Regions from separate parts of the Homo sapiens genome. Here regions 1 and 2 are each linked to region 3. A link is an interaction called in ENCODE POLR2A ChIA-PET data of the cell type or tissue named here. Cell type or tissue: MCF 10A. All regions are shown on one strand. Each heading gives the region's core, and the rest is flanking DNA. Links, peaks and the distances in the headings are about the cores only. Region 1 has its middle 13 kb from the start of SCREEM1. Region 2 has its middle 11 kb from the start of LINC01271. Region 3 holds the start of LINC01275 (long intergenic non-protein coding RNA 1275).

Region 1 (9,955 bases), core at 14-5,013, 150 kb after region 3:
GGTTTCACTGTGTTAGCCAGGATGGTCTCGATCTCCTGACCTCATGATCTAATTTTTGTATTTCTAATAGAGACGGGGTTCCGCCATGTTGGCGAGACTGATCTCGAATTCCTGACCTCAGGTGATCCACCTGCCTCAGCTTCCAAAGTGCCGGGATTACAGACATGAGCCATGGCACCTGGCTAATTTTTGTATTTTTAGTAGAGACGGGGTTTCACCATGTTGGCCAGGCTGGTCTCAAACTCCTGACCTCAAATGATCCGCCCGCCTCGGCCTCCCAAACTGTTGGGATTACAGGTGTGAGCCACTGTGCCCAGCCTGTTTTTGCTAAATCTGACTATCCTAGTCTGGCAGGAAATAAATGTTCGATAATGTTCTCTAAATGAATGAATGAATGAATGAAGCTAAAGTGTACTGGCTGAAGGAATACAAAAATGAATGAGTGATTGAAGAAATGGCAGTATCTCCTTCCTTCCCTATTGTAAACTCTAATATGGTCTACTAGGTCCAAAATACTGGACACTGATACCATATAATTGAGATATGTAAGGTTTTTTACTTTAAGTAAAATTTGATAGTTTTATTTTTAATAAATAGAATTTTAGGGAAACTTAACAATTTTTTTTAATGAAGGAAAACTGGTTTCTCACCCAAACCACACAAGTCAAAGAATTCTTCACTATAAAATGAACTTTGTTTCATAAAATATGTATGAAAGCAAGTTACTAATATTCTAAACCATTTAAAAACTGCATACAAAGTTAACACATCAATATTTTCTACAAAACAAAAGAGCATTTAATTCCAAATGGCCTAACCACATCCTAGTTATAGAACTTCAGGGTCCACTCCAGGGACATAAGTCCAAGTATTGTTGGAATTCAGAGATCCTGTAGACTTATGGATCTATCAGTGACAAGTGAGAAGCTTATCCCATCCCAAATAGAGAGTATAAGTTCAAAATCATGATACATTAAACAAAACATTTTAGTGAATATATTAAAGAATTAAACTCACATATGGCAAAGAACAGAAGTGTGACAGATGAGAAAACTCAAAAATACTCTAACATATGTTTTGGTCCTCTGGCACTTTAATCAATTGAATCAATGTAAATTTTAAGATTGCCAATATTTCTTTGTGAATCTGACACCAAAAAGGCAGCTGGAGAAACAGCATCAAGCGACAATATGGAGAACATAAAAATGGACTCTCATAGGCCAGGCGCGGTGGCTCACACCTGTAATCTCGGCACTTTGGAAGGCCGAGGCAGGCGGATCACCTGAGTTCAGGAGTTTGAGACCAGCCTGGCCAACATGGTGAAAGCCCATCTCTACTAAAAATACAAAAATTAGCGGGTGTGGTGGTGCATGCCTGTAGTCCTGGCTGCTTGGGAGGCTGAGGCAGGAGAATTGCTTGAACCCAGGAGGCGGAAGTTGCAGTGAGCCAAGATTGCGCCACTGTGCTCCAGCCTGGGTGACAGAGTGAGACTCTGTCTCACAAAAACAACAACAAGAAAAACAAAAACAAATGAATGAGTGATTGAAAGCCCTTTTTTATAGGCATTATTACTACGGTTATTACTCTTTTCTCACTTATGGTTCAAAAGTTCCTGCTTTTGAGAACCATCTTTCTCCTTTCTTTGGCTCATGACAGCAGGCTGGAGGAAGCCGAGGCTTGCAGAGGGAAATGACTCACCCAAGGCCCTCCAGGCCTGTCTGCATCTGAGGTCGAGGCCTTTTCACACTTCCAGGCAGCTTCTGCCCTCCACACAATCATAACACCTGTCCCAGCCTCACATACAGGACCCCTTCAAATCTCACACAGCCCCATGGAGCTGGGGCAACTGCCAACCAAGAGACTGAGGCTCAGAGAAGTGATGGGACCCCTCTGAGCTCATGGTGGCATCTCCGGGATGCTGCTGTCATCCAGGGGCCCTAGAGCTGTGGCTGGCAGAACTCCAGGCTTGGCTATCAACTGGTGACTCCTGCAGCCCCATGCCTACCTGCCCTGGCCGCCGCTGGACCAAGACCCAGTGAGCAATTACTCAGCCCAGGCTGAACTGCGTGGAGGAAAATCCTCCTTTGCAGCTTTGCTCCCTCGGGCTCCACAGCCGGGAACTACCTCCCCCAAGGCCAGTTCATCTCCTGGCAGCGCTGGCAGATGTAGAAACCCAGGCCTGTCTGTGAGCTGGCAGCAGGTAGGAGGCTGGCAGAGCTTGTGCCAGGCACTCTGCCAATGTAGCCAGCGCTGTTTCATTCAGTCACTCAACAAACATTTATGGAGGGTCTGCTGGGCCAAACACTGGGTCCATTCCTTGTTGGCTGTTGGAAGAAGTAGATCAGATCATGAGTGTTTAAAAAGAGCCTAGCGCACAGCAAGCGCTCATGTAGCTATCCTTCTTCCCTGAGCAACTACTGTGTGCCTGGCACCATGTGTGGCCCTGTTTGGCCTGAGAGGGAGATAGGATCAGACAAGGAAATCAGAGTAAAGAAGAGCCTGGGAAACTGATCAAACCTGTTACGGCTCATGGAGCATATACTCCTGTGCTGGGCACAGCCCTGGCACTGTCTCACTTAAGTCATGACAGCCCTGAGCAGTGGGATTGCTACTATCCCTGCTACACAGAGTGGAAAGAGAAGGCCAGGACTCTGCTACAGGATTAGCACTGCTCTAAGATCTCCCGGCCAGGCACGGTGGCTCACGCCTGTAATCCCAGCACTCTGGGAGGTCGAGGTGGGTGGATGGCTTGAGGTCAGGAGCTCGAGACCAGCCTAGACAACATATTTAGGAGAGAAAGAGCAATTGCAGAACACCTACTAATTGAGTCAACTCCCTTCAATGAGCAATCTATTCATCCATCCATCCATTCATTCATTCAACAAATCTTTATTAAGACCCAGCACAAGGCAGGCACTGGAGATGCAGCAGTGAATAAAATAAGCAAAACTAAAGCTTCCTACAGTACCAGTAAGAGCACAGAGTCTGGAGCCAGATGCCTGGGTTCAAGTCCCAGCTCTGCCACCCACCAGCTGTGTGGTCTCGGGCAAGAAGCTTGACCACTCTGAAACTCAGTTTCTTTTATTTTCTGAGATGAAGTTTTGCTCTTGTTGCCCAGGGTGGAGTGCAGTGGCACAACCTTGGCTCACTGCAACCTCCGCCTCCCAGGTTCAAGCAATTCTCCTGCCTCAGCCTCCCGAGTTCAAATAATTCTCCTGCCTCAGCCTCTCGAGTAGCTGGGATTACAGAGATCTGCCACCACGCCAGGCTAATTTTTTGTATTTTTAGTAGAGATGGGATTTTACTATATTGGCCAGGCTGGTCTTGAACTCCTGACCTCAGGTGATCCACCCGCCTTGACCTCCCAAAGTGCTGGGATTACAGACATGAACCATCATGGCTGGCCCCTAAGCACAACCTTTAACCTTGGTCTTCCAGGCCCTACAAGACCCTAGACACCCAGTGTCCCAAGAACCACCTGCATCTGAATGTCCACTGGGTGTTCATCTCCTCTGCCTTTGCCCCAAACGCACAAATATGCATCTGCTGGTGTGGGGCCCCAGGATCTGCATTTTATTTATTTTTTTTGAGACGGAGTTTCGCTCTTGTTGCCCAGGCTGGAGTGCAATGGCACAATCTTGGCTCACTGCAACCTTTGCCTCCTGGATTCAAGCAATTCTCCTGCCTCAGCCTCCCAAGTAGCTGGGATCACAGGAATGTGCCACCACACCCGGCTAATTTTTTGTATTTCTCATAGAGATGGGGTTTCACCATGTTGGCCAGGCTAGTCTCAAACTCCTGACCTCAGGTGATCCATCCGCCTCAGCCTCCCAAAGTTCTGGGGTTACAGACATGTGCCACTGCGCCCTGCCAGGGATCTGCATTTTAATAGGTGTCACTGGTGATGGCTGTACTGGGGCCCAACATGGCCAACTAGGCTTGGAACTGGGCAGAGATGCAAGTCATCCAGGCAGAGGTGAGAGCAGGACCAGGATGTGAGATGGGCTGGAGTAAGCTCTGGTTTATTTCAGACAGGAAGGAGAGTGAGGAAGGGGTTAGGAGGAAGGATAGAGGGAAGGAGTAGGAATGGAGGGAGGGAGGGAGGGAAGGAAGGAGGGAGAAGGGAAGGAAGAGAGAGGAAGGAAGGGATGGATGGAGGAAGAGAGGAAGGAAAGGAGGAGGTAGGGAGGGGGAGAAAGAAAGAAAGAGGAGAAAGAGAGAAAGAGGAAGAACGAAAGAAGGAAAGAATTTTCATTTGTCCCAAGCTTGCCCAAATTGAGTTTGCAGCCAGACCACAGGGCTTTCATTTTCTCCCGATTTTTCTGCCAGAGGCAGAAAACATTCTCCCTTGGGAAGCTCAGAAATAGCTGAGCTCAAAAACTAGGCTGGGTGAGGATTTCAGGCTACAGGGAGGGATTTATACCAAAGGCCTCTGTAGAGTCTGGAGGTTAAGGACACAGCCACTGGCGCCAGTCGGCCTGGGTTCAAATCCCAGTTCTGCCCCCTTCCTGGCTCTGTGACCTTGGATTTGGCCTCAGTTTCTCTCCCACAAAGCAGGAATCAACAACAGTCCCAGGCATGATTGCATCTGGGCATTCACATTTCATCCGTGGGACTTGCCTCCTCTCCATCTTTGCAGCCTCCACTCAGCCAAGCCTCTCCTCAACAAGGCAGGATGAACCCCCAAGTCCAGGATTCCACCCAGCCCATTTAGCAACCCCAATAGAAACGAAGTGCCTCTTTCCCCATGGGTCCAGCAAAAATCCCAGGCCTGTCTCTCATTGGCTGAGAGGATGCAGTTGTCCTGATTGGTCAGTACTGAGTGCATGCCCCACCCAAAACCCTTGGACTGAGGCACAGAGAAAGGAGAGTCCATGCTGGGTGGGAACTTAAAACAGATGTCCCTACAAGGGCCCACAAGGGACAAGAATAGGAGAGAAGCCACTGGCTGGGCACGGTGGCTCAGGCCTGTAATCTCAGGACTTTCGGAGGTGGCGGTGGGTGGATCGCTTGAGGTCAGGAGTTCCAGACCAGCCTGGACAACATGGCGAAACCCCGTCTCTACTAAAAATACAAAAATTAGCCAAGCATGGTGGCGGGTGCCTGTAGTCCCAGCTACTTGGGAGGCTGAGGCAGGAGAATTGCTTGAACCAGGGAGGTGGAGGTTGCAGTGAGCTGAGATTTTGCCACTATACTCCACCTTGAGCGACAGAGCGAGACTCTGTCTCCAAAAAATAAAATAAAATAAAAATACAAAAATTAGCTGGGCGTGGTGGCCCATGCCTGTAATCTCAGCTACTCAGGAGACTGAGGCAGGAGGATCCCTTGAACCTGGGAGGTGGGGGTTGCAGTAAGCTATGATCACACCATTGCACTCCAGCCTGGGTGACAGTGTGAGACCCTGTCTCAATTAAAAAAAAAAAAAAAAAGAGAGAGAGAGAGAAAGAGAGAGAGAGAGACAGAGAAGCCAACACAGCACTGGTTGAGCACCTAGCATGTGCCAAGTGCTTTCACATGATCCTGTTAAGCCTCCCGACAAACCTGCCTGATGATGTTGCTTTGGGAAACAGGAAAGGGAGCCTTGGAGGAGGTGAACAGACCAGGCCAAAGCCACCCAGAGCAAGCTCTGCTTCTAAGCCCTTCCCTCCACTCCGGCCCTGCCTGATCTCGACCTCCACGAGGGGGGAACTAATAGGGGCCGTTCATCAGACACTCGCTGCAAGAACAGTCGCTGCCGTTTCCCCATGGCTGAGTCCCTGCTACCCTGTCCCCGGATACCCCTGAGGCTCTGAGTGCTCCAGGCCCTTGCCCTGGGTCACACAGCAGGGAGAGGGGAGCCAGGGTCTGCACCCAGAGCTGCCTAAATCTAATTAGGGCCTGAAAGTCAGGGCTGGCTCCCACCGTCGGGGCCAGGGTTACAGTGGGAGGAGCCTGCCGCCTTTCCAGCGACCTCCTGGACCTTGTCTCAGCTGGAAGAGGGCCCCAGCCTCTGCTCTCATCTGGATGTGACAAGAAACAGCCCAGCAGCTCACCCTAGACAGGGCAGGGGCGGAGCTGGAGAGGGTGGGAAGGGAGGCGCCAGCCATGCTCCCTGAGGAGTGGTGAGGAGAGCAGGCGCCGGGGATGGAAGGCCTGGGTTTGAACCCATCTCTGCCCCTTAAACCCTGTGTGAACTGGCGAGTACCTGACCTCTCTGGTCTCCTCTGCAAAGTACGTCCAGGCAACCTCCTGGGGGTGTGGGAAGCCCCCAGGAGCTGGTGCTTGTAGCTAACATTTACGAAGCCCCAAGCCTGGCCAAAACCTGGGATTGGCCTAGGATGAGCAAGCACTTCCTTCATCACCGCCTGCGGGGAGGGAGGTGCTCTTATTATTACCTCCACTTTACAGAGAAGAAACTGAGACACAGAGGAGGTGACTTGCCAGATGATAGTTACACAGTCAGGAAGTGTCAGAGCACGGACTGGAACCCAGGCAGACCTGGCTCCAGAGCCCACCTCTTCGCCACTCCCCAGCGCCGGAATGCAGTCAAGTTCCAGGTTAGCAGCTCCTTACCCTGTTGCTGTTGACATCTACCAGGGTTTCTGGAGTTAGGGTCCTACCCTGGTCTGGAAACGGAGGCGGGGGGAGGGGGGGAGGGGACGAGGGGGCGCGGTGGGGGGTGGGGGGAACGTCCCTATATTCCATCCCCAACAGCCACCCTGCCAAGGAAATGGGCCCGGAGGGGGTATGTGCGGCGCCCAAGGGTGCACAGCCGTGGGGTCAGGTGTGGCTTATCAGGGCAGCATCTTCCCCGCCGGCATCTCCTGGATCCCCCTCATTTATACTCTCTCTCTCTACCCCCCGCTGTGGGGCGGGGGCTGCCTCCATGCCGGCTCCACGCTGACTCCACGCTGGCTACAGGACATTTGTTACTGTGTCAGTTCTAGCTCCCACCCCGATGGGGGGGCCGGCAGGCAGGGGGCTTCCTGGCGGCCCTGGGAGGGAGGAATGCGCCCCCACCCCCAGCCCCATATGGCCTCCTTCCTGGCCCATCTGCTTCCCATTGCCCTACGCGGCTGCTGCGGGGCCGCTGGAGCCCGCCCGCAGGGGTGTGAAGTTTATGTGGCTGGGCCTGGAGCCGGCGGTGACAGGGCCACACACGTTCACACAGACACACACTGGACACCGCCCACCAACCCTGCTGCATGTGTGCTCACACACACACATCAGTCCACCCCCCACGTCCCCAAATACACCCACAGTCTCACATTCACTCCCATCAACTAACACCAGAGACTTTCAACTCACACACACACACCAGTGAACGCCATACCAAACCCTGACACACACGTACACAACGCACTCTCAGAACGGACCCCTGCTCACACACACAGCCACACACAACACGCTGACTCACACTGCCTGACACCCTTCCTAGATGTGCCCCTACACTCACACCTGCACACACACACACACATCCACCCCAACACACAAAGACACACCAGCTTACCCAGATGACACAAACACAAAACGGTGACTTCCACACAGGCCCAGACCTCGGAGAGGCCATTGGATGGGGAAGGGGCCCCCTCCAAGGCACAGGACGGCCTCTCCCCCAACCCCTCTATCAAGAGCCCAGACCCCTGTGCCAACACAGGCCACACGCTGTCCCACCTCCTCCTTATTCAACCCTAGAGGCCGAGGAGGCCATTCCTCAGAGGAGGCCTGGAGACCAGCAGCCACTGGCCGAGGTCTCCAGGGAGTGTGGGCAGAGACCGATTCCAACCCAGGCCACCTACACTGGGCACTCAGCACTCCAGCTCAAACCCCTGAGGGAGCCCCCATCTGACTCCCCTCCTTCTGGGCACCTGCACCATCCCCAGTGAGATCCTATCACTCACCACCACCTCCAGGGCCCTCGAAGAGAATTCAGGGATCTGTGAACTTGGACTGGGGGAAAAAAAGGGATGTCCTGATTTTCACTAACCGCCAACTGGAATTTGGCATTTCCTTCCCTTACGAGCAGACGTGGGAAACCACAGTGGCAGTAGCTGGACGGTGGCTTTGTCAATCAGAAATCCTTTGTCCATGTCTCTTTACAGTGTCATAGAAAGAGCATTCGTCCTCTTCCTGATTTCAAAATTACCATAGTTGGCTGGGCATGGTGGCTTGCGCCTGTAATCCCAGCACTTTGGGAGGCTGAGGAGTTTGAGGCCAGCCTGGGCAACATGGTGAACCCTGTCTCTACCAAAAATACAAAAAATTATCTGGGTGTGGTGGTGTGGGCCTCTGGTCCCAGCTACTCAGGGAGCTGAGGTGGGAGGATTGCTTGGGCCTGGGTGGTGGAGGCTGCAGTGAGCCATAATCATTCCACTGCACTCCAGCCTGGGCAACAGAGTAAGTGCCTGTTTCAAAAATAAATAAATAAACAAAAACCAAAAAGCACAGCTGTCACCATATCAAACATTCAGCTATTAAATATTTTAATGACTTTAGTTTAATATAATGTTTTACTTTAATGCTATACAATTTCATTTATAAAGGTAAATCTAAGGCTGGGCGTGGTGGCTCATGCCTATAATCCCAGCACTTTGGGAGGCTGAGGTGGGCGGATCACGAGGTCAGGAGTTTGAGACTAGCCTGGCCAACATGGTGAAACTCCATCTCTACTAAAATTTAGCCAGGCATGGTGGTGCGTGCCTGTCGTTCCAGCTACTCAGGAGGCTGAGGCAGGAGAATTGCTTGAACCCGGGAGGTGGAGGTTGTGGTGAGCTGAGATTGCCCCACTGCACTCCAGCCTGGGCAACAGAGCGAGACTCTGTCTCAAAAAAAAAAAAAATATATATATATATATATATATACACACACACACACACACACATGAATCTAAATGTATAATAAAAAAGGGATCTATGGCACAGGAGCTGATCAGAGCCCCGAACTAGGCCCAGGTACTGTATTCTTACACACTTCTACTATTATAGCTTTTTACAGTGAGGACCACAGTACAGCTGGAATAGCTTGCCCAATTCTAAATGGCTGAGCCAGGATTTGAACCCAGGCAGCTGGCTCACCCTTGAGCTCTAAGCTATTCTATCTGTGGGAACCCAGTGCCCAAGCCCCGCCCCCAGGAAGAGGATCCTGGGGTCTGGGAGGCCCCGTCACACACACCATCCATCCTGGGGACCTGGAAACCTCCTGTCCAGCCCAGGGCAGGTCCACCTGGCTGCCCCAGCCAGAAAGGAGCCAGGGCAGCGTTTACAATGTGTGAGAATTCTCACCCCGCAGCAGTGGCAGTCAGAGTAGGCTCCCAGCTCCCAGGCCCCGGCTCTGCTGGAGGTTCTGCAGTAAGCTGAAAATGAGCTTCCTCTGTGGGGCCCCAGGAGGCAGGAACAGCCGGTGGGTCCTGGAGCCTTATCATCCCTTATCGTTGATTCACCTGACCTTCTGCTTATCTGTAACTCAGGAAACCTGTCCTCTGCTAGCCAGAAACCAAGTCACCAGAAAGAAAGCTGAGGCTTTCTTTGTCTTCCACGGCCTGGCTTTGTCCATTCATTCATTCACTGCTTGAGCATTTCTTGAGCACCTACTGTGTGCTGGGTTGGGGGCAGAGGCTATAGCTGTGAACGAAGTCCCACCCTCACTGAGCTCACTGGCAGGTGGAGGAGACAGACAAGAAACAAGTGAACCAAAGGCATGCAAGATAATAAAAAGAAATAAGTATCTTTGCCAGGGGCAAAGAGAAGGGCCAAGGCAGCAGGGCTTAGACACATGGTCTGAGAAAGCTTCTTTAAAGAGGCGATCTTCAAGCCCCAGCCTAGCGGAAGTGAGGGAAACAGCTGCAGAGACAACAGGGGTAAGAAAGTGTTCCAGGAAGAGGGAACGGCAAATGCAAAAATCAACACCTGGCTACCCTGAGCTTCACTTCTGCCTTCTCTGAGTCTGAGTCTGAAATTGGTCCTTTGGGCCAGGTGTG
Region 2 (10,620 bases), core at 2,012-7,011, 170 kb before region 3:
TATGCAGTAGGCATGGGTTCCACTCCTGCTCCATTTTGCCTTACAGAGGATCACCCCCCAGGCTGTGTCCCCACCTGAGCAGTCCCAACCACAGGCTCCAGGTGGAGAGACACCCATGAAAGTTTGCACCCACCGGGGTCCAGAGGGCAGACAAGAAGCGACCAGGCCAAACTCAGGGGAGTGGAATGGACCACTCAGCAGACACTTCCCTGCAAGAAAGAAGTCAAAACAAACCCCCTGGCTGGTGAGACATGATCCCAATCTAGAGCTCTCAGAGGATGCTCTCGGGTCCAATCCTCTGCCTGCCTCTACCTGTAGCCTTTTCTACAGCCCGGAAAAGTGGCAATTTCATTTACTGGGCAGCCACTGCAAGTGAGCATTGTGCTCTGCATGTCTCATGAATCACGTCATCGTGTCCCCCCAGCAACCCCACGAGACAGTTCCTCTCATTGCTCAGCACCTGCAGGTGTGGAAACTGAGGCCCAAGGAGGTGAAGGGACTGGTAGCTGAGATTTGAACCCAGCCCATCCCATTGTCAAGTCACACACATAATCACCGCACTACTTCCGTTATCTGAGAACAGTGTGTCTGTGTTACCAAAGATATAATTATATTTAGTAGTGTCTGGGTATAGAAAATTGTATAATATATTCTTTTTAAAATGTATTCTTTTGAGATTATTATAGATTTACATGCAGTTGTAAGAAATAAACAGAGAGAGTCCATATACCCTTTCCAGTTTCCCCCAATGTTAACAGTCACAATAAAGATATTGACAGTGATATAGTCAAGATACAGACATTTCTATCACCACGAGGATCCCTCATTGCCCTTGTATAACCAAACCCATCTCCCACCCCCAACCCTGCCCCCGAGCCATGGCAACCACTAATCTGTTCTCCATTTCTATAATTGTGTGGTTTCAAGAATGTTACATAAATGGAATCATATAGTTTATGTAACCTTTGAGGACTGGTTTTTTTCACTCAGCATAATTCTCTGAAGATTTATTCAAATTGTGTGTTATCAATATTTTATTCCTTTGTATTGCAAGTAGCAGTCCATAGTATGGATATAACACAGCTTTTTTTAGTTAAAAAAAACCATAGACAGGCTTCCGGGTGGTTTACCAGTTTTTGCCTATTATGAAGAGAGCTGCTATGAAGATTTGAGCATAAGTTTTTGCACAAACATAAGTTTTCATTTTTATGTCCAGGATTGCAACTGCCAAGTCATAAGGCAGTTTTTAAAAAACTGTTTTCCAGAATACGGTACCGTTTTACATTCCCATCAGGAATGTATGAGTGTTCTAGTGTCTCCATTCCTCACCAGTGATTGAATGCGAAAGTTCCCATCGTTTTTTATTTTGGTCATTCTGATAGGTGTGTAGCAATATCCGATTGTGGCCTTAATTTGCATTTCCCTAATGGCTAATGATGTTGAACATTTTTTCATGTGTTTATTTCCATCTGCATGTTCTTTTCAGTGAAATATTTGTTTGTGTCTTTTGCTCATTTTCTATTTGGATTTTTTTAACTGCTGACTTTTGAGAGTTCTCGAGAATTCCGTCAAGTTTTAAGAATTCTAGGTACTAGTTCTTTGTCAGATATGCAGTTTGCAAATATATTCTCCTAATCTGTAGCTTGTCTTTTCCTCCTCTTAATTGGGCCTCTCATGGGTTAAAAGTTTTCAACTTTGATGAGGTCCGATTTATCAATTTTTTTCCTTTTATGAATTGTGCTTTTGGTTTTCACATCTAGTAATTCTTTGCCTAGCCTTAGATTCTGAAGACTGATTTTCTCCTGCTTTTTTCTAAATGTTTTATAGCTTTATGTTTTATCTTTAAGTCTATGATCCATTTTGAGTGAAGTTTTGTATAACGTGTGAGGTTTAGGTCAATGTGCTTTGTTTCTTGCGTGTGGATGTCAAATTGCCCCAGCACGATCTGTTGAAAAGGCTTTTTATCTTCCATTGAACTGCTTTTGCATCTTTGTCAAAAATCTTTTGGGCACATTTGTGCGTGTCTATTCTTGGGTTCTCTACTCTGTTCCACTGTTGCATGCATCTGTCCCTCTGCCAACCAGACTGTCTTGATTACCACAGCTGAACAGTAAACCTTAGCATTGCATCAAATGAGCCCTCCCACCTATAGAAAATTGTATATTGTATTTTAATTCATTGAGAAGTGAGGTGGCAAATCTCTGTCCTTCAACTTATTTATTTAAAGAGAGAATAATATTTTCCACGGAGGTAGGGTGGCCGAGCGGTCTAAGGCACTGTATTAAGACTCCAGTCTCTTCAGAGGCATGGGTTTGAATCCCACTGCTGCCAACTTACTGGCCAGGTGTGGTGGCTCACGTCTGTAATCCCAGCACTTTGGAAGGCCAGGGTGGGTGGATCACTTGAGGTCAGGAGTTTGAGACTAGCCTGGCCAACATGGCGAAACTTCGTCTCTACTAAAAACACAAAAATTAACTGGTGGTGCACCTCTGTAATCCCAGCTACTGAGGAGCCTGAGGCAGGGGGAAGTGCTTAAACCAGGAGGCTGAGGTTGCAGTGAGCTGAGATGGTACTATCTGCATGCCAGCCTGGGAGTCAGAGCAAGATTCTGTCTCAAAAAATAAATAAATAAAGTAAAATAAAATAAAAATAAAAAGAGAATACTGAGACAGAGATGACCAAGGATCCACCAAAGACTCATACTCCTCCTCCTAAGTGTTGTAGGTAAGCAGTCACCCACCCAGGAGACTACATTTCCCAACTGCCTTTGCATCTAGGTGGAACCATGTGATAAATTCTATCCAGTGAAATGTGAGGGGAACTGATGTGTACGTCATTCTCGGCTGAGCTGGTTGAGCATGGGTTTCTCCTCTATCACCTCTTCTGGCAGCTGGCTGGATGTTGATCCTCAGGGAGACCTTGGAAGCTACCTGTTGCAGATGACTGAGCCCCCATCTGTCAGATTCCTGAGTGACTGACTGCATGAAGCAGAGCTCCTCCTCCTCATTGACCATCCTAACAATAAGAAATGTCTGCATTTACAAATGAAATGTTGTAATACTATGAAATTTTAAGAATTGAAATAAAAAATACAACTTATAAAATGTCCATCCATGTACAACTTAAAACCTCTTCATATACCCCTGGCATATTTATGGTCTGGGAAATATACATATGTGTGTGTGTGTGTGTGTGTGTGTGTATATATATATATATACACACACACACACACATATACATATTTTGTTTGTTTGTTTGTTTTTTGAGACAAGGTCTTGCTCTGTTGCCCAGGCTGGAGTGTAGTGACATGATCTCGGTTCACTGAAACTTTTGCCTCCCAGGTTCAAATGATTCCTGTGCCTCAGCCTCCCAAGTAGCTAGGATTACAGGCATGCGCCAACACGCCTGGCTAAGTTTTGCATTTTTAGTAGAGACAGGGTTTCCCCATGTTGGCCAGGCTTCTCTCAAACTCCTGGCCTCAAATGATCCTCCCACCTCGGCCTCCCAAAGTGCTGGGATAACAGGCGTGAGCCATGGCGACTGGCAGGAAATACATATTCTAAATCCTATGAGAGATATTAATCCACACTCTTCCTCCTACAGCTAGAAAAACAGAGGCTCAGAGAGGGAAGGGGTTTGCCCAAGGTCACACAGTTAATCCAGGACTGAGCCCAAGTAATTCCACTCATTAAATATAACTGATTTCCATGAACTTTTGATTCCTTCTTTTAAAAAAGGATGGGCAAGTCTGAGCGTGTGTCATCCAAGACTCCAAGTGGACAATTATAAAAACAAATCATAATTAATAATTCCTTATGAAACAAGTCAGAGAACTTCCAGGGTTGGGTGGCGCCAGTTTTGGGGAGAAGTAATTTTAAGACTTCCCGCCTTTCACAGGGTTGAGGGAGCAATTTAAAATAAGCTCTAATAAACACGGCTCATACAGCTGTGACCTTTAGAATGAAGGTCTCGCCTTCAAAAGCCGATCAGCCTTCATGATGTGGGGTTTGCCTGTGCGCTGAGGTTTAAAAAAAAAAAAAAAAAAAGACCATGAGGAATTTATGGGAAACAACAACTCCTTGCGGTTGCTGAACCAAGTGAGTCAAAGGGCGTCAGAGAGAGCAATTTTGGAGCACACAGGAGGGAGGTGCCAAGGACTCCTTTGCCAGACTTGCAGCCCCGGGTACTGAGGACAAGCCTGCTCTGCTACTGAATAGCTGTGAGTCCTTGGTCACCGACTTCACCACTCTGTGCCTCAGTTTCCCCATCTATGAAGTAGGGATTATAAAAGAACTCTCCCCACAAGGGTAGGTAATGTGTGCAAAGCTCTGAGCACAGTGCCTGGCATATAGTTGGTTTTCCATTTACCCTTGTAACATTATTACAGGATGAATTCCCCTCTGAGGACAAAGAATTGAGATAGCTGTTCTCCCGTGTTCTGCAGTTCTCAGCCCAGACTTCGCATTTTAAAAATACTGGATCTCGCCCCAGAGATTCCACTGCAGTGGCTTTGGGGGTAGGCATGGGCATAGGAATCTTTAAGGGTTACCAGGCAAATCTAGTGGGCAGCTGAGTCTGACAGCCCCTTCCTAAGGACGGCACAGTCTCATTGTGGTTCTCAGCCATTTACATCGTATTGTAATAAAACATTGCTCCACCATGTTCCCTTTTTTCTATGTTTGTTTTTAAGCTCTAACCATGTGGCTGCCCATATGTCCAGTTCATTTCTTTTAATTTCTAATTTCTGCTTCCTCCACATTTGTCTCCCAGCATGGACTCCAGGCTGCCTGCCCTCTGGCCCTCTCCCCGTAGGACTTCATGACAAACTCACTCCCTGCATGCCCTTGTCCGGTTGAGAATTTGGGAATTTCTTTGAGACTTCATATTATTATGAAAGGTGAAGCCAGTGATCCCAGTAACGGAATCTGAATCTCAGGGGGATGGGGCTCCAGCCCCCAAAGTTTTTTAAATGCTATCCTAGTGATTCTGAAGAGGATTTAGAATCGGGACCCATTAGCTGAACCACAACATCCATCATGGAAATACCAGGAAAGTTCAGGGGAAAGAGGAAAAGTCAATGAGCTGAAATTGCCATTCCAATCCCTTTATCTGGACGTTCACTGAGGGCCCAATAACAACCAGGCCCTGGGGACAGATAGGAGACCACAGTTTGTTCAGAGGGGCCAGGAGAGCAGAACTCAAGACTGCGTGACATGCATGTTCTTAACGCCCAAGATGTAAAACCTTTGACCTTAAGTTGTTCACTCCCCTGTGGGACAGGCAATTACAATCCACTGTGATTCATGCAGATATTAGAAACTCATGAAGTGATTGACTGATTTAGGAGGGTCAGGGAAGGCTTCCCCGAGGGGGTGACATCTGAGATGGGCTTTGAAGAGTAGGTAGGAGTCAGGTTGCAAAAGGTCAGGAACCAGGAAACATTTGTAGCAGATGCTGTTGCTGCCCGGCCCGCGTCCCCTAGACAGATGCCCACTCTCGCTCACTGCAGATGTCTGCTTAAGTGCTTTCATTTGGCCATGGGTGCACGCTCAGCTAGAAGTTCCAGAGAGTTGGAACTAGCCCCTGGAATTAGCCCGCAGCTCACGACTGGGGGAAGTCGGAAGATACATGATCTCTTCCCTTGCAACTGGGTTGGAATGACTGAAGCGCATGCTCTTCGCTGTCTCCCAGAGTTCCCTGGTGGGTCTGAGGTCTAGTTGCCCACAGCGGTGATTGGTTTAATAACATTTATTTTATTTTCTTTCTTCCCTATTTTGATTACCCAACCTGCTATGGGTGCTTCCTGAGATCACCACCCAAAATATACTCCTTGCACTCAAATTCGTGTCTGAGGGCCTGTTTCTGGGAGAACTCAGTGGAGGAGACTGCATGTGCAGAGGTCCCGAGGCCAGAAGCCACACAGCATGTGCAGGGAGGTGACCAGCAGCTTGTGCACAGAGTGGAATTTGGAGGAAAGGCTGAAGAGGCCAGAGACACAGGTCAGGAGCAGCCAAGCGGGCCTCCACCACCGCACAGAGGTCCTGGGCTTCTTCCCACATTCTCTGGTTGGAGTAGGCAGGGCAATGAGCTGGTTATGCAGATACCTTGAGGATGTTTGGGTAGGGCTGGCAGGCTGGAGAGTGCCAAATTCTCCAGTCATTGCTTCAGTGAACTACCTGGCCTTTGAGTTTATTTGAACAAGATTCAATTCTGCCCTGGACAAAGACAGAAGATTGGCAAGTGGCCACTGGTTTTGAGTGGTTAGTGACAGCCCAGCAGAGTAATGGTTGACCATTCAGTTTGGCTTCCAAGGGAGGGTCCCACTCCAGAGAAAAGGGCCCCCCCACCTCATCCCCCATCCTGCAGCCTTGATTCTTAGACCTCCCACCCAATGGGTCAGCAGCGCCTGCCCAAGATTCTGCTTTCTCTGACTCTCTCTCCCGTGCAGTGCCCAGCCTTGGGGGAAAGCGGACACCTGGAACTCCAGACAGGGTTCAGGCGGAGACACAGCGATCCCATCACACTCTAGGGCTCTGGAGGAAATGATGGTGCCAGTCAGGGTCTTAGTTTGCTGCTCTGTCTAATGGGCCTGTGGGTCCCGGGTGTGGCCACAGGACTGTGAGAGAATTTGAGAATTTCTTTGAGACTTCATATTATTATGGAAGTTGAACCCAGTGATCCCAGTAACCCAGAGAATCCTGCAATATCTAAATTAGGGCCCAGCCAAGCCTCTCATTTTACAGAGGAGAGAAACTAAGACCCGGAGAGGGAAAGAGGCTTACCTGAGTTCATCCAGCAAGGCAGTGTTAGGGAAGAACTGTGGCTCTTATGCCAAGTGTGACGGGGTGACATGGGACATGAGAAATTTTTATCTGAGCCACACTGTCCAGGTCCATACCTTGCCTTCCATACTCTAGCCGGGTGATCCTGGGGGCGTGTTACTTAGTCTCTTTGAGCCTCAGTTTTCCCCTCTGTGCAATGGTGACCGTGACACCCCCTCACAGGACCACCGTGAGCACTTAGTAGCGGCCCCCTTTCTTACCCCTCACCCTGCAGAACAACTCTGGAGGACAAAAAGAAACACCGTCCCCAGCTGTCCACAGAGAGCCCAGAGCCAGCTTCATCTATTAGCTTCCCCTCCTTGCTTCAAAAAATGAATCTACTCTGGGAGACTTGGGGGTCCACCCAGATAGGGATCATCTCTGTGCCTGGCCATGGTGCTCCCCACCATGCCTCCATCATGCCCCTCCCCTGTGGACCGCAGAAGCCTCCGGGGCTCGCTTGACAGGTTACGCCTCAAAGTTCAGTTCAGTTGCAGCAAAGTTAAGTTGCTGACTTGCCAGCAACTTCCCACCCTGGCTGGAGCAGGGCCAGGCAGGGAGGAAGAACAAAGGCTTTTGTCTGCCCAGCCTCAGAGGAGGGTGAGAAATAGAAATCCTGCCCAATCATGTGGAAGCCCCCAGAGCTCCCTGCTCGGGCTTGGGGCCAGGGGAGGCAAGTCAGGGCAGCCACGTGAGAGACCCACAGCACAGGGATGGGAAGCGACGCTGGGAGAAATGTCCATCCGCCCACCATCTATCCACCCACCCATCTACCCATCCACTCACCCACCCATCCGCCCATCATTCCTTCCATCCGTCAACCCTTTCATCCACCCATTAGTATACCCTTCTATCCATCTATCCATCCATCCCTTCCCTCTCTCACTCCCTTGATCCATTCATCCACCCACCCATCTACCCATCCATTCATCCATCTATCCACTCCTCATTCCCTCCATCCATCCACCCACCCATCTATCCACCCACCCGTCCATCCAAATATCCATCCAACCATCTATCCGTCCATTCAGCTGTCCATCCATCCATCCATCCATCCATCCATCCATCCATCCATCCACTCATCTATCCACCCACCCCTCCATCCAAACATCCATCCAACCATCTATCCATCCATCCATCCATCCATCCATCCATCCATTCATTCATCCATCCATCTATCCATCCACTCATTAATCTACCCATCCATTCATCCATCTATCCCACCCTTCCTCCCTCATATCATACATCCATTTCTCCACCCATTTATTCATCCATCCATTCATCCACCCATCTATCCATCCCACAAGCACATATTGAGCATCATGGAGGCCAGGCCCTGGGTTGGGCACTGGGGATACAGCTGTGAACAAAGTCTCTGCTCTCATGGTTCTAATATTCTAGGCAGGTAGTGGACAAAAAGAAACTATATAAATACGTAATATAATGACAGAAGGTGATAAATGCTAGGAATAAAAATAAACCTAGGTAGGAAAGCAACACGCAGAGCCACTATAGATGGAGTGGTCAATGAAGACAAGAAATGATAGGCTAGATCTGGCAGGGGAATAAGTACAAGGGCCCTGAGGCAGGATTGAGCTCAGCATGTTGGAGCGACAGCCTAGAGACCAGTGAGGTCATCATGAATGGAAGGAAGGGGAGGGGAGCAGGGGGTAAAGCTGGAGGGGCTCTGGGAGCAGGAGACCCAGCTCTGTATAGTCAGAGGATGGTTCCTCTCCTTCTTTGGACCTTGGTCTTCTTATCTGTATAATGAAGTCCTGGGTGAGATCATCCTTTCCTATCTGAGGCTCTGGCATTTAAAAAAGATGGTCTTGCTCTTTCCTGGGGATCTATAGGAGCAGGGTCTAGACTGTAAAGGTAAAGAATGCAGGCTCTGGGCAGGCGCAGTAGCTCATGCCTATAATCCTAGCACTTTGGGAGGCTGAGGCAGGCAGATCTCTTGAGCTCAGGAGTTTGAGACCAGCCTGGGCAACATGGAGAAACACCCTCTCCACAAAAAAAAAAAAAAAAAAAAAAAGCAAAAATTAGCCTGGTTAGGTGGTATGTATCTGTAATCCCAGCTACTCAGGAGGCTGAGGTGGGAGGATGGCTTGAGCCCAGGAGGTAGAGATTGCAGTGAGCTGAGATCATGTCACTGCACTCCAGCCTGGGCAACAGAGCCAGACCCTGTCTCAAAAAAAAAAAAAAATACAGATTCTGAAGTCAAGGCATTTGATCTCTCTGAGTCTCAGTGTTCCCAACTGCAAAATGGGAATAATAATACCCCTTCATGGAGTTCTTAGCAGGATTTGATGGGATGGTGCCGGTAAAGCGTCTATCCCTGACACCTTCCTCCCTGGCCACTGTTATATAATTAGGTAAAACAGCAGTGGTAGCTTCTATTGATCCTCAACTCAGAGGCAAAGTGTACAGAGCCCTCAGATGCCCCTCAGTGGGGATACTGGCCTTGGCTGGCAGGGCAAGGCTGGCACAAGCCTGGGGGCTGGGTCTCCAATGTTTGGCTCTGATCATAAGGGGATTTCTGTGGGGGAGTGCAGATAGAGCCCTTTGAGCAGCTCAGAGGCCTCCTTCCTGTACAGGCAGCTCTGCACCAGCACACAGCTGGATTCTCGTTCAGTTATACCACGTCCAGTGCTGTGGCCTTGAGTTGTGTGTATCCCTCTCTGAGCCTCGGTTTCCAAGTCAGAAGCTTGCTTGGGTTCTCATCCCAGCTCATCTGGTCCATTCCTGCCTCAGGACCTGATATGATTTGGCTGTGTCCCCATCCATATCTCATCTTGATTTGTAGCTCCCATAATCCCCATGTGTAGTGGGAGGGATTCCGTGGGAGGTAATTGAATCATGGGGTTGGGTCTTTCCCATTCGGTTCTCATGATAGTGAATAAGTCTCAAGAGAGCTGATGGTTTTATAAAGGGCAGTTCCCCTGCAATGATCTCTTGCCTGCCACCATGTAAGACGTGCCTTTTCTCCTCCTTCACCTTCTGCCATGATTGTGAGGCCTCCCCAGACCTATAAGTGGAACTGTAAGTCCATTAAAGTTCTTTTTCTTTGTAAATTACCAAATCTTGGGTATGTCTTTATTAGCAGTGTGAGAATGGACTAATACAGGACCTTTGCATGTACCGAGTTGGTCCCCACTCTTCCAGCTCCTTGTCCTCTTTCAGTGTGCTCTTCCAGCTCCTTCTCCTCTTTCAGGGCTCAGCTCAAATATCACTGCAGGGAGGCCTTCCCTGACTTCCCACACCAACATAACCCTGTCCCCATTCATACTGTGCCCCTGCACATGGCTTGCTTGCTTTCAGAATACTCCTGAACACTTTCTGAAATCATCTGCTATTTCCCTGTTTGCTTCTTTATTGCCTGTCTTCTCGACTATGATGTCAGCTCCACCAAGATAGAGACTGGATCTGTCTTATCCAGTGTCTCCAACAACTATTGCAAAGTAGGTGCTCAGTAAATATTTGCTGAATGAATAATGGGGACTTAACGACTCCTTTGGTTTTCTTTTAAAAGTTTTGCCACTTAAATATTAATTTTAATTATACAATTAACCCATTATTATATTCTTAAAAATATTTTTTACAGTTACAGCTTGTAGTTAAAATCCCCTTTGATGTCCATCCTGGACATTCCCCAAGGGGGTCATGTAATGAGTTTAGCATCCTTCCATATTTACTTCTGTGCACTTACAATGAAATGTCTACCACTGTTGTTGGTAGTGTGTGCATGTGTGTGAGTGTGCATGTATGTTCACAGTAGATTAGATAGAGCTAAGAGTTG
Region 3 (10,620 bases), core at 2,334-7,333:
TCTGTCTCAAAAATAAATAAATAAATAAAAATAATACCTGAGATTATATCACATGCATGCTTATTGGTTTGTTGTGTTCTCTGCACTAGACTGTAAGCTCCAGGAGGGCAGGACCCAGGCCTCATCCCCTGCTGTATCCCTGGCACCTAGATGAGATTGTCAGTCACTGACATCTTTATTGAAATGTTGTTTCAATAAATTATTAAATAAATTAGTTCTTTCACCCAGCCCTCACCAATAATCTGTAACACGGGCCTTAGGATCCTTATTTTATTTTATTTTTTTTGAGACAGAGTCTTGCTCTGTCTCCCAGGCTGGAGTGCAGTGGCGTGATCTCAGCTCACTGCAACCTCTGCCTCCCAGGTTCAAGTGATTCTCTTGCCTCAGCCTCCCGAGTAGCTGGGATTACAGGCACACGCCACCACACCCAGCTAATTTTTGTATTCTTAGTAGAGATGGGGTTTCACCATGTTGGCCAGGCTGGTCTCGAACTCTTGACCTTGTGATCTGCCCGCCTCAGCCTCCCAAAGTTCTGGGATTAAAGGCATGAGCCACCGCACCTGGCCCAGAATCCTTATTTTACAGAAGAAGAAAGTGAGGCTCAGAGAAAGTCCCAAATCCACCCAGGCTCACCCAGCTAGTAAGTAGTGAAGCTGGAATTTGAACCCAAGTCTATGCTTGCAACCTCCACACCCAGGCCACCTCCTTGCCTTGACCTTCCTTCCAAATCTCTCCCTGCTCTGTGCCTTCCCAAACCACCCTCACACAATTGCCCCGAACCTCTCTTCTTCTAGAAATTCCCAATACGTAACCAAGCTGGGCTGCAGTATCCCTTTGTGCCAGCAGGTGTCACCAGAGAATCCAGAAAGCCATAGTCCGCGGTCTTGCACTCCAGAGCACAGTTCATACTCTGATTTACTTAATCACTTTTAAGGATATTTCCAAGTTTTTGCTCCACAAAGGAAGGTGCAGCTGCATCCTGGCACCTGTGTTCATGTGCTATGTGGTGAGAATTTCCCTGGGAATGGATTCCTAGAAATGCAATTGCAAAAGAGCAAAAATAACTTTAAATTGCATAGATTTAAAGATTTGCTAAGCCGGGTTTACAACTGAGAAATGTGAGACCCAGAGAGGGCACATGGGTGGCTCAGGGGCACACAGCTAGCTAGTGGAAAGGCCAGATTTAGAACTAGTAGTACTAGCTCCTCTGGGCCAGGCGCGGTGGCTTACACCTGTAATCCCAGCACTTTGGAAGGCCAAGGTGGGCAAATCACTTGAGCCAAAGAGTTCGAGACCAGCCTGGTAGAGTGAGACCTTGTCGTTAAAAAAAATACAGAAAAAAAATCAGCCAGGCACGGTGGTACACACCTGCAGTCCTAGCACTTTTGGAGACCAAGGTGGGCAGATCACTTGAATCCTGGAGTTTGAGATCAGCCTGGGCAACATAGTGAGACCATGTCTCTATAAAAAATACATATATATATCTCCAGCTGTGGTGGCACACATCTGTAGTTCCAGCTACTCAGGAGGCTGAGGTGAGAGGACTGCTGGAGCCCAAGAGGTCAAGGCAGCAGTGAGCCGTGATCACACCACTGCACTCCAGCCTGGGCAACAGAGCGAGACCCTGTGTCAGAAAGAACTAGCCTCCAGCCATGAATATTTCTACTGCACCTGGACGTTGCTCCCACCTAGGCTAAGGCAGAGTCTTTGTGCATGAATCTGTATGGGGGCCTGGATCTGACTGCTTCTTTGGTTATTCAATCATCCATTTATTCATTAGACAAACTACAATGGTGGGATACAGGCTCCATGCTGTAAGAAAGGTTCAAATAACAACTGCCTCCTAGTCAAAAAGTAGTTTGTTTTCCTCTCTCATATTAATCTGAATGAAAGTGATCCAGAGCTGCATAGTTGCTTTACGGTGTCAGGAACCCAGTCTTTTGCTATCTTGCGCTCTTTTTGTTGAAGACAACTGGCAGTTTTCATCTTATGGTCCAAAATGGCTGCCCAAGGCTGGACACAGTGGCACATGCCTGTAATCCCAGCACTTTGGGAGTCCAAGGTGGGCGGACCACTTGAGCTCAAGAGTTCAAGACCAGCCTGGGCAACATGGTGAAACCTCATCTCTACAAAAAAAAATTAACCAAGCGTGGCGGCAGGTGCCTGTTGTCCCAGCTACTTGGGAGGCTGGGTGGATCGCTTGAACCCGGGAGGTGGAGGTTGCAGTGAGCTGAGATCGCACCACTGCACTCCAGCCTGGGTGACAGAGTGAGACCCTGTCTCAAAAAAAAAAAAACCCTATGTTGACTTCTAGTCAACATAGTACTGGTAGTTCTAGCCAGAGCAATTAGGAATGAAAAAGAAATCAGGCCAGGCGCAGTGGCTCACGCCTGTAATCCCAGCACTTTGGGAGGCCGACGCGGGTGGATCACGAGGTCAGGAGATCGAGACCATCCTGGCTAATACGGTGAAACCCCGTCTCTACTAAAAATACAGAAAAATTAGCTGGGCGCGGTGGCGGGTGCCTGTAGTCCCAGCTACTCGAGAGGCTGAGGCAGGAGAATGGCGTGAACCCGGGAGGTGGAGCTTGCAGTGAGCCGAGATCGAGCCACTGCACTCCAGCCTGGGCGAAAGAGTGAGACTCCATCTCAAAAAAAAAAAGAAAAAGAAATCAAAGGCATCCAAACGGAAAGGAAGAAGTAAAATAATCTCTGCTCTCCAATGATATGATCTTATATGTAGAAACCCTAAAGATTTCACAAACTAAGAAAAAACTGTTAGAATTAATAAATGAATGCAGCAAAGTAGCAAGATACAAAGTCAGCACACAAAAATCAGTTACTTTTCTCTACACTGACAGTGAGTGATCTGAAACAAAAATTATAAAAACAATTTCATTTACAATAATATCAAAAAGAAGAAAATCCTTAGGAATTAATCCAAAAAGTGAAAAACTTGTACAATGAAAACTACAAAACAGGCCAGGCTTGGTGGCTCCTGCCTGTAATCCCATCACTTTGGGAGGCCAAGGTGGGCAGATCACCTGAGGTCAGGAGTTCAAGACCAGCCTGGCCAACAAGGTGAAACCCCACCTCTGCTAAAAATACAAAAAATCAGCCGGGCGTGGTGGCACTCACCTGTAGTCCCAGCTACTCGGGAGGCTGAGGCAGGAGATTTGCTTGAACCTGGGAGGCGGAGGTTGCAGTGAACTGAGATAGCGCCACCGCACTCCAGCCTGGGTGACAAAGCAAAACTCCATCTCCAAAATAATAATAATAATAATAAGTGTTGGTGATGATGTAGAGAAATTGGAACCCTTGTGCACTGTTGGAATATAAAATGGAACAGCCAGGCCGGACGTGGAGGCTCACGCCTATAATCCTAGCACTTTGGGAGGCTGAGGCAGGTGGATCACTTGAGGTCAAGAGTTCAAGATCAGCCTGGCCAACATGGTGAAACCTTGTCTCTACTAGAATACAAAAATTAGCTGGGCATGGTGGCGCACACCTGTAATCCCAGCTACTTGGGTACCTGAGGCAGGAGAATGGCTTGAACCTGGGAGGCGGAGGTTGCAATAAGCCAAGATCACGCCACTGCACTCCAGCCTGGACAACAAGAGCAAAACTCCGTCTCAAAAAAATAAACAAATAAACAATAAATAAATAAATAAAATTTAAAAATGGAACAGCCAACCTGGAAAACAGTATGGCAGTTCTTCAACAAATTAAACACAGAAATTACCATATGATGCAGCAGTTCCACTTCTGGGTATATACCCAAAAGAATTGAAAGCAAGATCTTGAAGAAATATTTGTACACCCATATTCCATTAGCAACAGTGTTTACGATAGCTAAAAAGTGGAAACAACCTAAGTGTCCATCATCATCGATCACATGAACAAACAAGCAAAATGTGGTCCTTCAGCCTTAAAAAGGAATGAAGTTCTGACTCAAGCTATAATGTGAATGAAAGAGAGAGAGAAAAAAAAAGAGAAGAGAAGAGAAAAGAAGAAAAGGCAGCCGCTTTTCAAATGAGCTGACCCTGAGCCAGGCTTCTAGGAGCCAGAGGTGACTCAGCAGAGGCCCCACCCTCGATTCGCATGGGGAGACATTCCGGGGCAGCCTCCCGCTGACGTGTCTCAGCACATAATCACAAAGAGCCAAGCACGCATGAGTCAGAAGCAGTTATATCCCTAAGTCATAAAGCAGCAGCTGGGCCCAAGATTCCTGGCATCCTTCCAATCTCACCTCCCCCGCCCTATTTACCCAGGAGCAAAAGAAGCGGAGGGAAGCAACACAGCGCAGCGTGACTACGTGCTTGATCTGTCTCCTCCTAACGGGCATGCAGGTTGGTTCCAGTTTCCAGCGATCCTAAACACACTTGGCTGGACCTCCCTGTGCCTACAGAGGTGGGATTTTGTGACATAGGTGGGGGGAAATGGAATTGCTGGGGTGAATTGTAGATCCACGGGAGCTCCATTGCAACAGAAAAAGGCATGCCTCTTCAGTTTACTTACAGGTCAGGATTTCTAACCTTGGCCCCATTGACATCCTGGACTGGGTCATTCTTTGTTGTCAGGCAGCGGGGGAACCGTCCTCTGTAGGATGTTTAGCAGCATCCGTGGCTTCTACCCAATAGATGCCAGTAAATCACCACCTCCAGTTGTGACAACCAAAAATTTCTCCAGACATTGCCAAATGTCCCCTGGGAGTCAAAATCACCCCCAACTGAGAACCATTGCTGTAACTGTACAGAGCCTATGAGGATGAGGAGGATTTCTTTTTCTTTTCTTTTTTTTTTTAGACAGAGTCTCGCTGTGTCGCGCAAGCTGGAGTGCAGTGGCGCAGTCTCAGCTCTCTGCAACCTCTGCCTCCTGTGCTCAAGTGATTCTCCTGCCTCAGCCTCCCGAGTAGCCAGGATTATAGGCATGCGCCACCGCGCCCAGCCAATTTTTGTATTTTTAGTAAAGACGGGGTTTCACCATGTTGCCCAGGCTAGTCTTGAACTCCTGACCTCAGGTGATCCACCTGCCTCGGCCTCCCAAAGTGCTGGGATTACAGGCATGAGCCACCGCGCCTGGCCTACGAGGAGGATTTCTAAGCACAGATTCTTTAAACAGGTTTTATGTGTTATTGACTTTCTTCTCTTTGGGCAGAAGGACATTTTACCTCCCTAGAAGGGGTGCAATGACATTGATAGTCACTAGTTTAAGAATAAGAGATGTCCCTTGCAAGCAGACTCAGAGAAAAAAAAAAGGGTCTCAGTTCCTAATTGGGATAAATAACGAGATTTGAATCTGAACGATAGAAATTAAATTATAGGCCAGGCGCAGTGACTCACACCTGTAATCCCACTGCTTTGGGAGGCCGAGGCAGACAGATGACGAGGTCAGGAGATCGAGACCATCCTGGCCAACATGGTGAACCCCATCTCTACTAAAAAAAAAAAATACAAAAATTAACTGGGTGTGGTGGCGTGTGCCTGTAGTCCCAGCTACTCGGGAGGCTGAGGCAGGAGAATTGCTTTAACCTGGGAGGCGGAGGTAGCGGTGAGCCAAGATCACGCCATTGCACTCCAGCCTGGGCAACAAGAGCGAAACTCCATCTCAAAAAAAAAAAAAAAAAAAGAAAAGAAAGAAAAGAAGTTAAATTATAGCATTGCACCAATGTGACATTTTCTGATTTTAAAAACTATAGAGTTCCTATAAGATAATGTCTTTGTTCTTAAGAAATACACACTGAAGAATTTAGGGTAAAAAGGCATTATGTCTGTAACTGACTCTCAAATGGTTCCGAAAAAATGGTACACATGGAGAGAAAGAAGGATAAATCACGTGTAGCAAAATGTTGATAATTAGGGTATTGAGAGTTTATTGTACTATTCTTGCAACTTTCTGTAAATTTGAAAAAAAATTGAATTATTATTTTTAAAGGCATTTTTTTAGAAACTCACCTATGTTTTGTTCTAGTTTTTAAAGCAAGTTTTAATCTGTCATTCCCACCTGCTCCCAGGAAAAGGAAAAACATCATTGTATGATTGTGCCCTGGATCTAGACACAATTAGGGCACAGTCCCAAGAGGCTTCCAGAAAAAGGTTCTCAGTATAAGTGTGGCAGGCAGGAAGATCTCTTGCGTATATTTGTAAAATGCCTGGAAAGAAATTCCACCGAACATAAACAGTGGGTGGTGATGGTCCTATTGTCTATTGTGTCCCTCTGTAACCACCCTCTCCCTGCACTTGCCCCCTTCCCCAGGCAACCCAGGTGCCTTAGGTAAGTGACCCCATTCCCTGCCCTGCCTTGGAGGGCCGGATGAGTCAAAGAGTAATCTTATCCCTCTGCTAGTGAGTACAAATGAAGTCTGTGGGCCAACAAGGAGCGAGGAGCAGTTTCCTGGAAGCCCTGGGCTGGTGTTTGACTTGCTTTGAGATAGAATAAATGGGAGAAAGAGACTTTATGGGACATCTGGGCCTAGGGCTCCTGGATGCTGTGCTGAAAACACCACGTACAGAAGCCAGTCTAACCTTCTGGATGATGAGAGCCCAGATGCAGTACAGAGGTGCCCCAGCCAACAATCAGCTGCTATCTGAATCCCATCTGGATCCCATCTGAATCCCATGTCACCATGAATGAGGCCACCTTAGCCCAGCCAGCACAGCTGAAAGCCAGAAGCAGCCGCATGCACAAGCCCAGGGGAAGCCCACAGAGGAACCACCAGCCAACACACAGAATTGCAAGCAGTTAAGCAACTAAGATTAAGACAACAATTTTAAAATGAACCAGGTCCGGCCGGGTGCGGTGGCTCTCAGGCCTGTAATCCCAGCACTTTGGGAGGCCGAAGCGAGCGGGTCACCGGAGGTTGGGAGTTCGAGACCAGCCTGACCAACATGGAGAAACCCCGTCTCTACTAAAAATACAAAGTTAGCCAGGCGTGGTGGCGCATGCCTGTAATCCCAGCTACTCGGGAGGCTGAAGTAAGGTTATAACATGGCCTGGCGTGCAGTACGTGCTCAATAAATGCTCACCGTTATTGTTGATCAGGCATTTCTGATCTTGTCCCCTATGCCATTCACTATGAGGGCTCACGATGACAGGCAAGAAACAAGTAATCTACTAGGGAAATAATTGGGGAACTCTCAGGAACACCACAATGGCTAGAGAGCCTAGGAAAGCAGTTCATACACTGGAGGCCAAAAAGAAGGACTCGTGCCTGCCATGTGTGTGGCAGAAGCTTCCGAGTATCAACTATTAATAATATCATTTTCCTTTCTTATTATTAATAGAACCCCAGCTTTTAAGTTGGTCTCCGCAGAGGACAACTGCATTCTCCAGCCTCCTGTACAGCAGAGAGTGCCATGTGACTAAGACCAAGTTCTAACCAGTGGGATCAAAGCAGGGAAGTGTTGCCTTCTTTGCCCCTTCCTGCTGGCTGGAATATGACAAAACGGCTGCAGCATGAGCAACCTTCTTGGGCCCTGAGGTGGAAGCCACCTGTTGGTTGACCGACCAGATGGTGGAGTGACCAGATAGAAGGGGCCTGGTGATTGTGGATTCTGCCACACTACCTCTGGTCCCCTATACCTATGTGAAAGGAAAAGAAATGTCTGCCATGTTCGTGTGTGTGTGTGTGTGTGTAGTGTGTGTGTGTGTGTGTGTGTCTGCCATGTTTAAGCCACTATAACTTTGGGATATCTGTGGCTTATAGTCAAATCTAATCCAAACAAATGCACCTCTATGTCCCCCTCACAGATAAGAAGATTGATGCAAGGGAACCCCTGATGTGGCCATAACACAAAGATAGCTTCAACCACCACCGATACGGAGCTGGACTCCGCCCTTCCTGGCCTCCTGGCCTTTTATTCCCCGCTAATTCCTCTGGATTCCTAATGACTCCCATTCCCTGCATGCACACCAGGTACAGTCACATCTCCTGGCGTTTACTCTTGCCATACCCAGTGTCCAGCTTCCCTCCCTTATCTTTGTTTTGTTTTGTTTTTTGAGACGGAGTCTTGCTCTGTCGCCCAGGCTGGAGTGCAGTGGTGTGATCTCGGCTCACTGCAACCTCCGCCTCCCGGGTTCAAGCCATTCTCCTGCCACAGCCTCCCCAGTAGTTGAGATTACAGGCACAGGCACGTGCCACCACGCCCAGCTAATTTTTGTGTTTTTAGTAGAGATGGGGTTTCCCATGTTAGCCAGGCTGGTCTCGAACTCCTGGCCTCAAGTAATCCACCCGCCTCGGCCTCCCAAAGTGCTGGGATTACAGGTGTGAGCCACCACACCCGGCACCTTACCTTACCTTTTCTCCTTGGTAAAAACACTGGAGAAGTTGGCCAGGTGCAGTGGCTCACACCTGTAATCCCAGCACCTTGGGAGGCCGAGGCGGGCGGATCACGAGGTCAGGAGATTGAGACCATCATGGCTAACACGGTGAAACCCCGTCCCTACTAAACATACAAAAAAATTAGCCGGGTGTGGTGGTGGGCGCCTGTCGTCCCAGCTACTTGGGAGGCTGAGGCAAGAGAATGGCATGAACCCCAGAGGCGGAGGTTGCAGTGAGCCAAGATCACGCCACTGCGTTCCAGCCTGGGTGGCAGAGCAAGACTCCATCTCAAAAAAAAAAAAAAAAAAAAACGAAACATTGGACAACTTAACTTCTCTGAACCTCAGTTTCCTTTTCTGGAAAATGGGGCCAAATAGCAAGTTGTATGCAAACTGCCTGCCACAGAGCAATAGCCACCTTCAAACACAGTTCCCCACACCTTTCTCGCTGATCCTTCCCTGATCTCAGGCCCCACACTCTGCAAGCAAGAAAAAATATAGCAAAATAAAAACAGAATCCAGGCCAGGCACGGTGGCTCATGCCTGTAATCCTAGCACTTTGGGAGGCCAAGGCAGGTGGATCACCTGAGGTCAGGAGTTCAAGACCAGCCTGAACAACATGGAGAAACCCCGTCTCTACTAAAAAATACAAAATTAGCTGGGCGTGGTGGTGCATGCCTGTAATCCCAGCTAGTCAGGAGGCTGAGGCAGGAGAATCGCTTGAACCCAGGAGGCAGAGGTTGCCGTGAGCCGAGATCACACCATTGCACTCCAACCTAAGCAACAAGAGCAAAACTCCATCTCAAAAAACAAACAAACAAACAAACAAAAACAGAATCCACTGGATTCCTATATCAGTGAAGTTCAAAGGAAAGTTTCAGTTCAGGTAAGGTTTGTTCCAGTGGCTCAGTGCTAACAGTAATAGCTAAAATTTATTGAAGGCGGGTGTAGTGGCTCACACCTATAATCCCAGCACTTTGGGAGGCCGAGGCAGGTGGGTCACTTGAGGTCAGGAGTTTGAGACCAGCCTGGCCAACATGGCAAAACCCCATCTCTACTAAGAATACAAAAATTAGCTGGGCGTGGTGACAGGCACCTGTAATCCCAGCTACTTGAGAGGCTGAGGCAGGAGAATCACTTGTACCCCAGAGGCGGAGGTTGCAGTGAGCCGAGATCGAGCCATTGCACTCCAGCCCGGATGACAGAGTGAGACTCTGTCTCAAAAAAATAAAATAAAATAAAATTTATTGAGGGTTTACAATATACCAGGCACTCTTCTAACAACTATGTATGTATTAACTTATCTTCATAACAACCCTATGAAGCTGGCACTCTGCTAGGATCCCCATTTTTACAGGAGGAAACTGACATCCTGAGAGAGTAAATAATTTGCCCATGGTCACACAGCACACAAGTGGTGGAGCTGAGACTTAACCTAAGTCTGTCTGACTGGAAAGGTAGGGCTGCTTTCAGGTGAAGCTTGATCCAGGCACTTAAAGGTCTCAGCAAGGACCTGGTTTCTCTTGGTCTCTCCTTTTTGCTTCCTCTAATGTTGCACTCACCCTGAGGATGATGCCCCCATGGCTGCCAGCAGATTCTGATGAGACTTGCTTTCTTATTCACATCCCAATTCCATACCAGGATCCTGAAGTCCACTGTCATAGACCATCTGAAGTCACATGCTCATCCCTGAACCAATCACTGCATCCCAGGGGACTGGACAATGTAGCTTGGCTTGTGCTAAATTCAGGGGCTGAGAACAGGGGCAGCAAGAGAGATTCCTCCAAAACTTCAGGGCATTTTTTTTTTTCTTTTTTGAGATGGAGTCTCACTCTGTCACCCAGGCTGGAGTGTGATCTTGGCTCACTGCAACCTACACCTCCCGGGTTCAGCGATTCTCCTGCCCCAGCCTCCCGAGTAGCTGGGACTACAGGCACGTGCCACCACACCCGGCTACTTTTTTTGTATTTTTAGTAGGGACGGGGTTTCACCATGTTAGCCAGCATGGTCTCGATGTCCTGACCTCATGATCCGCCTGCCTTGGCCTCCCAAAGTGCTGGGATTACAGGCGTGAGCCACCGTACCCAGCCAATTCAGGGTATTATTTCTATGAAGGAGCAGGAATGGATGTCGGCAGCCAGGAACAGATATCCACATGCCCATGTCTCACATGTTTCGAAAAGAACCTTTTGTGGAAAAGAGGAAGTTTGGGGACAGCTGTGCCACAGTCCAGACAGGCAACATCTGGTTCTGATCAGTCCCTCCAGGACACCCCCCACCCCCAGGGAAGGAAGCCTTCCTG

What was found. Peaks named below come from ENCODE experiments on the same cell type or tissue, not always from the same donor. Only the 100,000 strongest peaks of a DNase experiment are listed, where the experiment ranks them.
Region 1: POLR2A ChIA-PET joins it to region 3 with 5 read pairs; 5 of 35 experiments call an interaction of 5 or more read pairs at or near these places.
Region 2: POLR2A ChIA-PET joins it to region 3 with 6 read pairs; 4 of 35 experiments call an interaction of 5 or more read pairs at or near these places.

Annotation. Positions count from the first base shown.
Region 1 is chr20:50,012,228-50,022,182 of GRCh38, reverse strand. No RefSeq gene overlaps it. Among named protein-coding and RNA genes, the nearest start is that of SCREEM1, 13 kb to the left of the region's middle. RefSeq lists an enhancer at 5,672-6,399. In MCF 10A, for the core only: no CTCF peak of the experiment used is centred there; DNase peaks (open chromatin) are centred at 1,712 and 2,142.
Region 2 is chr20:50,327,516-50,338,135 of GRCh38, reverse strand. No RefSeq gene overlaps it. Among named protein-coding and RNA genes, the nearest start is that of LINC01271, 11 kb to the right of the region's middle. In MCF 10A, for the core only: no CTCF peak of the experiment used is centred there; DNase peaks (open chromatin) are centred at 2,815, 3,395, 4,095 and 6,145.
Region 3 is chr20:50,159,758-50,170,377 of GRCh38, reverse strand. LINC01275 (long intergenic non-protein coding RNA 1275) reads left to right here and starts at 4,178. Exons shown (of 2, transcript NR_183899.1): 1 at 4,178-4,348; 2 at 7,283-7,611. RefSeq lists an enhancer at 3,637-4,836. In MCF 10A, for the core only: no CTCF peak of the experiment used is centred there; a DNase peak (open chromatin) is centred at 4,247.